2 separate regions of the Homo sapiens genome follow, and region 2 is linked to region 1. The links are chromatin contacts, found by Hi-C or POLR2A ChIA-PET in ENCODE. All regions are on one chromosome and are shown on one strand. The core of a region is the stretch at or near the end of the contact, and the rest is flanking DNA. Distances in the headings are between cores, read along the strand shown. Region 1 holds the start of CCNL1 (cyclin L1). Region 2 holds the start of RSRC1 (arginine and serine rich coiled-coil 1).

The links. Hi-C counts contacts between places; a loop is a spot of excess contacts on that map. ChIA-PET counts read pairs that join two places held with the same protein, here RNA polymerase II (POLR2A). Pooled maps may share reads with other maps.
Region 2: a loop to region 1 is called in a map of OCI-LY7, with 19 times the contacts of the local background. The contact joins the promoter of RSRC1 here to the promoter of CCNL1 in region 1. A Hi-C loop is called at or near these places in 9 of 168 maps with a recorded cell type or tissue (B cell, CD4-positive, alpha-beta memory T cell, CD8-positive, alpha-beta T cell and 5 more), 1 of 37 single-sample maps with no recorded cell type and 21 of 50 pooled maps. POLR2A ChIA-PET finds 5 or more read pairs at or near these places in 3 of 52 experiments (CD8-positive, alpha-beta T cell, PC-9 and activated B cell).

The regions. Positions count from the first base shown.
Region 1 is chr3:157,156,883-157,161,743 of GRCh38, reverse strand. CCNL1 (cyclin L1) reads left to right here and starts at 1,597. Exons shown (of 11, transcript NM_020307.4): 1 at 1,597-1,952; 2 at 2,265-2,339; 3 at 2,769-2,878. The coding sequence starts at 1,650. RefSeq lists enhancers at 736-795, 816-865, 953-1,682, 2,316-2,385 and a silencer at 1,966-2,175.
Region 2 is chr3:158,106,363-158,111,423 of GRCh38, reverse strand. It overlaps RSRC1 (arginine and serine rich coiled-coil 1), which reads right to left and starts at 1,335. Exons shown (of 10, transcript NM_001271838.2): 1 at 1,201-1,335. It overlaps SHOX2 (SHOX homeobox 2), which reads left to right and starts at 5,004. Exons shown (of 5, transcript NM_001163678.2): 1 at 5,004-5,061. RefSeq lists enhancers at 762-811, 673-1,172, 1,022-1,371, 1,173-1,674, 4,313-4,816.

The DNA.
Region 1 (4,861 bases), core at 348-2,847:
GCTGGACGTGGTGGTGTGTGCCTGTAATCCCAGCTACTGGGGAGGCTGAGGTGGGAGAATCGCTTGAACCCCGGAGGCGGAGGCTGCAGTGAGCCGAGATCGCGCCACTGCACTTCAGCTTGGGCGACAGAGTGAGACTCTATCTAAAAAAAAAGAAAAAAAAAATCAACTGATAACAGGCGATTAACAGGAGAAAAGGGATACATAACACCGGGGTAAAAGCAGGAGGATGATTACCCAGTAGCTTAATGGAGTACAGAAGATTTTATATCTTTTTTTCATAGGGGAAAGGGTAGATGAGAAATGTAGACATTTATTTTGAGGAGCAGCAAATGATTATTAGGAACAATGAATGGACAGAAATTAGTAAATAATTTTCTTTTGAGTAATCTTGTGAAAAAGTCCCTCCAGGAATGGCTGCATTTCTGAGTCTTTTTGAAATAGGATACGAGATTTCAGCGAGGGGAGGAATGCGATTGATTCTTCTACAAAGAGGCTTCTCTAGTCAGGAAAGGAAATTTCAGAGAGTACCTCCCTGCACTTGGGAAAAGTGGGAGCAACAAGTCAAGGTTGGGGGACCTGCATTATGAGGCAGCTTCTAAAGCCTCTGTCTTTGGGGTATCGCTTTCTGAGCGTCAAGAGTAAAACGTGATGCATTCCTTTCCTTCCAACCTAGATTCTAGTAGTTTAGATCAGTATCATTGTTTTTACTTCAAGGTTCAGGAAACGCTGGAAATTGCTAGCTAATATCACAGGAAAAAAAACAAAAAACACGAGGTTGACCTCACCCTACCCGCGGTAGGTAACCATGTATGAATAGAGACTCCCAGGCATAATCAAATTACCTCTGTCAAGTCCTCGCCCTAAGACTATTTTTGGAAACTAGGGATTTTCCAGATTACTGAAAGCCGTGGCGGTGTCAAAGGCCGGGCAGGAGTTTCGCAAGCGGAGCTATGAAAGCAGCCACTCTCGCGGTCATTCCTATGCCTCCGCCCTACTTCCCCATACTGGCAAAAACACGCTCCCCGGGGAGCTTTCATTTGGGAACCGATAGGGTCCACAGCCCTGTGTTCTTCAAATACTGTAAAGCAGCCCTCTCCAGATTCCTTGAGGGTCACTTTATATTACACATTCGTCCACACAGGACAACAAAGTCACCACTTCCACCCGCCAAAGCGCGCTCAGGTCGGCCGCCACTTCCCTTGGTACACGCGGAACGCAAGCCGCGCCGAGGCTAAAGGAAGAGGCCGGAATGCAGGGCGAAGGGGCGCAGAGATGCTAGCCAATGCTGCCACCTCTATTTTGGGTATAAGGGATCTTGTAAAGCTCCGTTATTCGTGTGGCTATCACAAACAAGGTGGTTTCGACCGGCCTTGGCTAGAGAAGGCCTCCTCAGCCTCTGAGGATCCCAAGGTCTGTCGCAGCACCCAACACTCCCCTCGCAGGCCCAGATGCCGAGGGCGGAGGCGCGGCCTGGAGGGACTAGTTGGCGCGCGGCTGCCCGGCGTGGTGACGTCAGGGCGGAAGCGCACGCGGCGTGAAGCGGCCCAGAACCCGGCGGTCACGGGAATATCCGTCGCGCCGAGAACGCTGGTTAGTCTTGTTTCGGGTTCCGGCTGCGTTGGGCTTGCGTGCGGCTCGCTAAGACTATGGCGTCCGGGCCTCATTCGACAGCTACTGCTGCCGCAGCCGCCTCATCGGCCGCCCCAAGCGCGGGCGGCTCCAGCTCCGGGACGACGACCACGACGACGACCACGACGGGAGGGATCCTGATCGGCGATCGCCTGTACTCGGAAGTTTCACTTACCATCGACCACTCTCTGATTCCGGAGGAGAGGCTCTCGCCCACCCCATCCATGCAGGATGGGCTCGACCTGCCCAGTGAGACGGACTTACGCATCCTGGGCTGCGAGCTCATCCAGGCCGCCGGCATTCTCCTCCGGCTGCCGCAGGTCAGTGCTCCGGCCCCGGGCCGGCCGGGCGCTCCTCTCCTCTCCTCCGTCCCCTACGCCGCATCTCAGTATCACCGTGCCCCGGGAGGGTGGGGACGGTTCCTTCAGGCTTTCCCGTTCGGGGCCCAGCCGCGGCCGGGGCGTGCCGGGGCGGGGGGCTGCGGAGGCGGAGGGAGGACTTGGCAGCGGGCTGTTCGCAGCGGCGGCGGCGGCGGGAGGGGAAAGGGAAGCGATCGGCGGCACAAAATGGCGGCGGCGCCTGGAGCGGGCCCGCCTGACCCCTGCGCTTCCGTTCTCCTCTCTTGTCTGCAGGTGGCGATGGCAACGGGGCAGGTGTTGTTTCATCGTTTTTTCTACTCCAAATCTTTCGTCAAACACAGTTTCGAGGTAAGCACAGCGGAGGCGGGTAAAAGGGATTTCTTCATCCGGAAATGGGCAGAGTAGGGGTAGTGTCAGCAGCCAGCTTTTCCAGAAAGGGAGTGGTTTAGTTTAGGCCTTTGTACCTACTTCTCACTCGCCAGGAAGTGGAAACCTTTAGAATGTGGTTCAAAATCGATCACGAGCCTAAGTGCCCTCTTAACGAAAAGTACAGTTTTCAACCAAATGCAGAACTCCTGTAAGATTGAGTTTGACTCTGGAACCAAAATTAAGATGAGTTAAACAACAAAAAGTATAGTACTAGCATAGCTGGTAGACTTACGGCATAGAGATGTCTTCTCTAATTTTACTAAAGGTTGTCCCAATTGTGTTCTAAATTTTATTCTTCAAAGTGAGTTTAATCTAACAATGGCTTTTGTGGCTCATGGGTTCTTTCAGATTGTTGCTATGGCTTGTATTAATCTTGCATCAAAAATCGAAGAAGCACCTAGAAGAATAAGAGATGTGATTAATGTATTCCACCACCTCCGCCAGTTAAGAGGAAAAAGGTAAGATTGGCATTATTGAACATAGTATCTCTTGCTACTGCTGTACCGTGCACCAGTCATCAAATCAAAACATCTTTCCTTTCAAGTGAATACGGATGCAAAAGAAAACGGACTTTAATTTAGGTGTTAAAGTTCATATAGGAACACTGATACTTAAAATAATTTGAAAAAAGAAACATAATTAACCGGTTATCTAAAGTTTGTAGAGGCAGTTGCATTTATGGACAATCCTAACAGTGCTGTGAAGCCAGGCCTGTGGCTTAAGATTAAACAAGAAAGGGAGTACATTTGGCTCAAGTGTGAGTGTATTCTGTAAGTTATTTTTCCTCTCCCCTCTCTGGAAGACTGAAGGCTGGAAGTTTAAACACTGTAGTTTAAGTTAATATTGTGGCAAAGTTCTGTGTAGATTATGTTTTTCTACTCGAAGTCCCAGTTAATTCTTTATCAATTGAGGTTGGCTTTTGTTAGAGTACTTCTCAACATTGAACTACGATAAATCGAATAATACCGGATCTGAAAGGACTGCAGGATGATAAAGTTTGAAGTTTGAAGTCAAAGGGATTAAACAGGTATTTTGTTTTGGTTAGATACAGTCTCAGTGAGTGGGTTAGAAAATTAACAAGTAAGATTGATTGGGTTGCATTTAGATAGGGCCATTTATTTGATGTTGTAAGAAAATACAGAGACTGAAATAGTATCTCCTAGGTGTTGTGGTAACATAATTTTATGTGGACCTATGTGTTCCTGTGAGGCAGTACCAAAAAGTTTGTTGCAGGACTTCCTGCATCTACAGGTGACTTCCAGTACATGCTGCAGAATGATATATTTGGTGTAGAATAGTTTTTGCATTCACTCTTTAAGGAATTGTAGTGATGTTAGACAAATTGTACTGAGTTTGAAAGGAAGTTATTAAAAGGATTATAAGTTGTTCTGGGGGTTGGGTATGTTGGTTAGTGCTGTTAGTATTCTATATGAGTAGTCCTTATTGGCTGAATCTGTAAGTTGGCAGTAATGGAACTATTCAGACAAGCAAATATTAAAGCAACTTTAAGATGACTAGTCTATTCTGTGAGTCTACAGACAGTTCTTTTTTAAAAAAAGAGTATCCTAGTCAAAAAGTCTGCAACAGTTTTCCTACATACTTTTTCTCCCCCATCTTTTCTCATTCACCTTAACTGTGTCCAGGGATAGAGTACTTTTTAAATTCTAAAATATCTTTTAGTTTGTTGATGAGTCCCTGGGAATTGGGAAGATTTCAAATTGGTCTTTGGTATGGTCTGAGGTTAAATCTGTATTTAGATACCTGGCTGATTCTTCAGGATGTTTAAAGTAATGACACTAATACAAGGCTCTATCTTTAGTCAAAGGTTTCTCTTTGCTTAAAGGAAATGGTTTTCTAGTATTCTTTGAACCATTGAGCCAACTATTATGTAATCACATGATTATCTTCTGTGGAATTTTCCTGTGAGACTAGTTTACTTCGTTGATGTTAGAATAGGTCTTAACTGTAAAAACCATGGAATTTAAAATAATATAATCTCACCTGATTGTTGTGTCTGATGTAACTTTGTTTTTTGGGTCATTATTACAGAGAAACTGATTTTGTTTCAATCTTAGAAGTCTGATTATAGCAAAATTTAAAAGGAGTTGTTAATTGCATGGAAGCCTTTTTTTAAAGCAGGATGTAAAAGTGTTTCTATGCATATTACAAGTTTACTCAAGCACGTAACTTGTATATGTTATTAACTTCAACTCTTTTTTCCCTTGCAACCGACTATACAGCGACCAGCTACATTTACCAAAGCCTGGGTGATGTGGAGTGGTACATAGAGATGAAGCTGTCGTCATGGCAACAGTGAGTGAAGTATCGAAAATCCCCAAGGAGAAGCCAGTGCTCTGAGAATAGGTCACTGGAATCGGGGACTAACAGGTTGGCCACTGGTGAACCATTTAGAAAAACTCCTGTTTCTTGTTATAAGCTTT
Region 2 (5,061 bases), core at 86-2,585, 950 kb before region 1:
CTTTTCCAATTCATAACACCCCTCTTTGTGAGACTGGTTGAGTTGGCAAGGCCAATTAACAGAAGGTGCCAGCTGTTTTTGTCGTTTCAGATTCTGACATTTTTAGCCCTCTTATTGAAAAACATAAAGTGTTATATCACTTAGCATGAAATCTTTGCCTGCAAAGAAAGTGAATATTTATAAACTCTAAGACTAGAGAGGCTCTTAAAGGATACCTAGTTTCCCCCAAGGTTGCAACTGTCACACCTGCTCCAAATCTTAAACCTGGGAACTCTGCTTACCTCCTTCACTTAGAACTTTTATAATACATCTAAGTTCAAAGATGACAACTCGAATGCTTTCTTGTGACAACATAAGACATTTGAATTTATTTATCTACTACCTAGTTAGCTGGAACACAATTGGGTTACTGCTAATTCTGAAAGTGTAAAAAAATATTTTTTTGTTTAGGTTTCCAGTGTGCATTTAAAGATACACAACCTCTGAGAGAGAAATTACGTCAAGGTTAACCTAAAATCAAGAGCAGGCAACATGCCTTACGGTGCATTGTAACATCTTGCAAAAGTAAACAGAGCCATATGCTCTTGGTCACATGCCACCAGTACAGAAGTCAAAGGAATATATAGTGTGTTTAAGGCGAGCATATTTATATTTCAAGAGAGGAACATCTATTTCACCCTGCACCACTTCTCTCAGCAAGCCAGTGTGAGCCAGAAAGGGTAGGGCGGAATCAGAAAGAGAGCTGGATCTAAGGCAGGGACAGTGGAGTGGATGGGATAGAGGGCACCAGAATCCAGCCTCCCTCTTGCTCCACCCTACCTAGAGCTAGTGAGGAAGCGCCAGGCTTATATTGCAAGATGAGCCAGGAAACCCAAAAGCAGCTATGAAGAACCAGGAACGTGGGGCGAGGGGAGGAGTCGGCGAACTCTCCGACATGTCCTCAAGACAGAAGGCCAAGCTTGAGGCCTGCGGCCACCCACCCACCCTACAGCCACCAGCCTTGACCCAAGGAGTCCGGAGCCTCCCAGGTGCGGGACGCATGCGCACGGTGACACTGCGCACGCCCCGAGGCCGCAGCCCACCCTCCACAGACACTGAGCCGCAAACTGCGCCAGGCCCCGCGTCGCCTCTCGCCGGATCAGGGCCTCGGAGCTCCGCAGCCACGGCTGCCGCTCCCCAGGCCCTGGTCGTGGGCATCACCTGGGTCCAGACCTTTGGGCTCACACCTCCCGTTGACGTGCAAGCGCCGCAGTCCCTGAGTCGTTTCTTTAGATCAGGGCGCCGCCGGCGTCCACCGAACTTGCTTCAGTTTAAGCTCAGCGCCTTCCTGGTTCTAGCGCCAGGCAGCTTCAGCCGAGATATCGAGTGCATCGATGGACGCTGCCAGGCGCTGGGAATGCCGAGGGAGTAGATTGTAACGCGGCCGATTTTTTGTTTGGCGTTTGTTTTGCGTGCCTGTTTATTTTGATTTTATTGTTACCAAAAGCAATAAAGGTGGGACTGGAGAGTGTTATTGTCTTAGTAGTCGTCGTTATCGTCATGGGTAATCAGTAAACAAATCTGCATCGTAGGAAGTTTTGTTTATGACACCTACCCGAAACAAAATTGGTTATCTCACGCTGGGGGAGGGGGAAACTCGCCCAACGATAATAAATCATGGGAGTGTGTCTGTATAGAGTCGTGTGTGATTAAATTGTAATGATTTATTTGCAAAAATGCATTAAAAGTCGGTGTTTCTTCTGCCCTGAAGGTGAAGGCACTCACAAGTTGAGTGCAAATTAGTTTCTCAGATTAAAGTAACTGGTTAGTAGAGGAATAGGAGAGAGCTGCCTGAGGCGAGGCGGGGAGCGGTTTCTTCTGAAAGAGAACTCAAATTTATAGGTGTGTGGAGTTTTTTTATTTAAACCAATAGAAATTAAAGAGACTCAGCATTTTCTGTAATTCATACTACATTACTTATTTTTCCTTACATGGAAATTTTTTCCTCATTTACTCTTAAGCAAAGCTAAAAAGATAAATAAATTGTTGGCCTGGGTTTTGGTCGACTATGAGAATCAACTCATTCACCACTGCTAGATAACCAAGCTACAGTTTTCCGCAGACATTTGAGATGGTGAAAAATCACCTCCACAATATATTTTTCGTAAATAATGTACCTTAACTAGCCAGTTTTGAGGCACCGTTTTAAAACTTAACTACTACAACACTACGTGTATATTTTAAATAATTCAAGAGCTGGGGAAACCCTTGGGGTCCTGAATTTTATTGGAACCTGTGCATCTGTCCACAGACTGTCAGCTGAGCTTTACCATAAATGCTTTTTTTTTTTTTTAAACAAAAACTGTATTTTGAAATGCCCTGTTTCTGGAAGATATTTGCTGTTTAATGAAACAACATCATTGGAACTTTGTGAGCATTTATTAATGTATGAATTTAAAACCTTGAAATATTTTTTAAAGTAACTTCCCTTAGGCCAGTGGAAATCTGTGGTCAGACACTAAAGATTTCTCATGGCTCCATCTGTTATCAACACTACTATTCCTAAATATGCAATGAGCCAAAAAGCTGAGATCATGGGAAAATTTATTGGTTTGAATTACACAATAGTTGTGTCTGTGACTTCCCTGATTACCTTCAAAGTGGTCATCTTTCCCTCAAGCTCAGTAGATGAAATATGACTTCAAACCTAAAAGTCATGTACTTAAAAAGGCAAACAAGTAGCTGGTGGGTCTCCTGATTCCTTAACCGACTTCTAACAGTGGTTATTTTTGAGTTATTTGTGAATATGTATTTAACACCTCAGTTTGAGAGCACCTTGAGCACCGTATCCTCTTAGCTCTCCCTATTACTGGCCCTTCTGCTAAATAATCTTAAAAACAGATTTTCATAAAGGACTAAAGTTGTATGATTATTTTCCTCTGATAATATCAGAAAGTAGTTACAAAGAGTAACCCAAGACTCAATGTGAAATTGTTTCTAAATTCGTATAACTTTGAAACTTTGTCCCTTTTGTGGTGTAACAAAACAAAAGCAAGTACTGATAACAATGTATTCATACCTAAAAGCTATAGCTGCGGAAAAATTATAGACATTAGCTCTCCTAAAAGTGGCAAAAAATGAAATGTTTTAAAAAGGGAAAACAACGTTTCTAAAAAGCATGATATACATAATCCTTAAACTCACCAAACATGAACATTTTAATGTGAGTATTGTAGTATAACATAAGGTTATATCCAGCTTCTATCTACATCTATTTGAGAAACACTAATATATTAAGTTATAATTGTGTTCTCTTTTTGCAAGTGTTTCAGGTTGTTTTGACGGAACTTCTTAAATTATCTGCTAATTTGTTTTGATGCCTTAACCAATATACGGAAGATATACATATTAATGTTCTGTAATTCCTCTTATTTTTACTAAGAGTATTAGATCCAAAATAATGATCAAGTTACCTTTAACTTCCAGAAAGTCTGCATTAATATTCAGAGTACTTGAAAATGTCCCCTAAGCCACACTTAGAGGTATATTTGTTTACACACTTAAATATAACATCATATGTAAATATTCTTTTGTGAGTATGTATTTGCATAGCCACACTTCTCACAGCAAGCCCTGTCCGGCACAATACAGACAAATGACTCAGGAATATAGATGTTCCTCTAACGTAACAAACCGTTCCGATGAAAATAGCCCAGAAATAGAATTTTAAATCGTAAGCGGGGTGGTGGGGGGGGTAGGCAGAGAGACCTTTACTCCTGGCGAGCGTCTCTTTTTTAGCTCTCCGTAATAAATGAAATTAGAGGGGGTACAAACTTAACGTCGATTTTTTTTTCAGACTCGAAGAGGGATAATCTCTTGTTTTTCAAATTAGTAAATAAACTCGGATGTTTCCCAAGATGCTAAAGAAGAAGTCCTGTAATTCACCATAGAGGGGTCCGAGTGCAGAGAGTAAGGGAGAAGGGTGGGAGTTCTGAGACCTCAGAGAGGAAACGAACGAAGTCGAGCTGTCCTTGACCGGGCGCTAAGGAAACACTTTAAAATGAGATCTGTCAGCTAACAGCTGCTGGGGAAACTTGTTAAATCGACTGGTCCCTTTTAGCGGGGTCTGTCCATAGAGGAGTCAGCTGGGCTCCAGGACACGAATAATAGAGCGAATAACACGGACCGAGGGGCGAGGAGCTTGGAGAAGACCCGGACTCAGCCTGCCTGCGAGCCGGGAAGCTCCTAAGAGAAGCTGCGCGGGTCGGAGAAGGTGCAGGCAACCCTGTCTCTGGGCAGGATGATGCTGGGCGGTGGAGCTACGGCCGGCAGGGGTGGGATTGTGAGGGAGAGGCGGGGATGCAGAATTGGGATGCGGGGTCAGGATGCGGGAATGGGATGCGGGGCCTGTAAACTGCTGGGCGGTTGATGCAGGGCAGGGACGAGGAAAAGCAATGCGAAGCTGAGCATTGCGAGGCACCCTGACTCGAAGCAAGGCTGTAGGGAAGGATGCAGTGTCGGGATACCTGACTGACTCTAAGAGCTGCGCACTTGTCAGTTTCCTCTTGGCCCCACCCCGCGGGGTCTATCCAGCTCCCCAGTGTTTAACTAAGTCGTGACACCAACGCAAAATCCACGCCTAATTAAATTAATTAGGGATTCTTGTCAATCCTGGATTAATGGCCAAGAGCACAGGCGGCAGGGGCTATCTGAAAACCTGAGCGGCCGGGGACCGGCCTTCTCTCCCCGCCCCCTCCGGTCCCCCTGTGCTGCCCTACCACTCCAGCCCCAGCCCGCCCGAACTCCAATCTCTCTCTCTCCTCTTCTCTCTCTCTCTCTCTCTCTCTCTCTCTCTCTCTCTCTCTCTCTCTCTGTTTCTCTCCTTTTCCCCTCCCCAACCCCCGGTAGAGGCGCGACTGCTACCCGGGAAGGGGGCTCACTCCGAGTTGCGAGGGGAGGTAATTTACTCAAAACAAGAGGCCGCCGTTAGGAAGTATAAATAGTGGGACTTCAAGCGCAGCGTCGCTATCAGATCTGAACTCTCCGCAGGAAGAATTGTCAAAGATCTTAACATTGAACAAG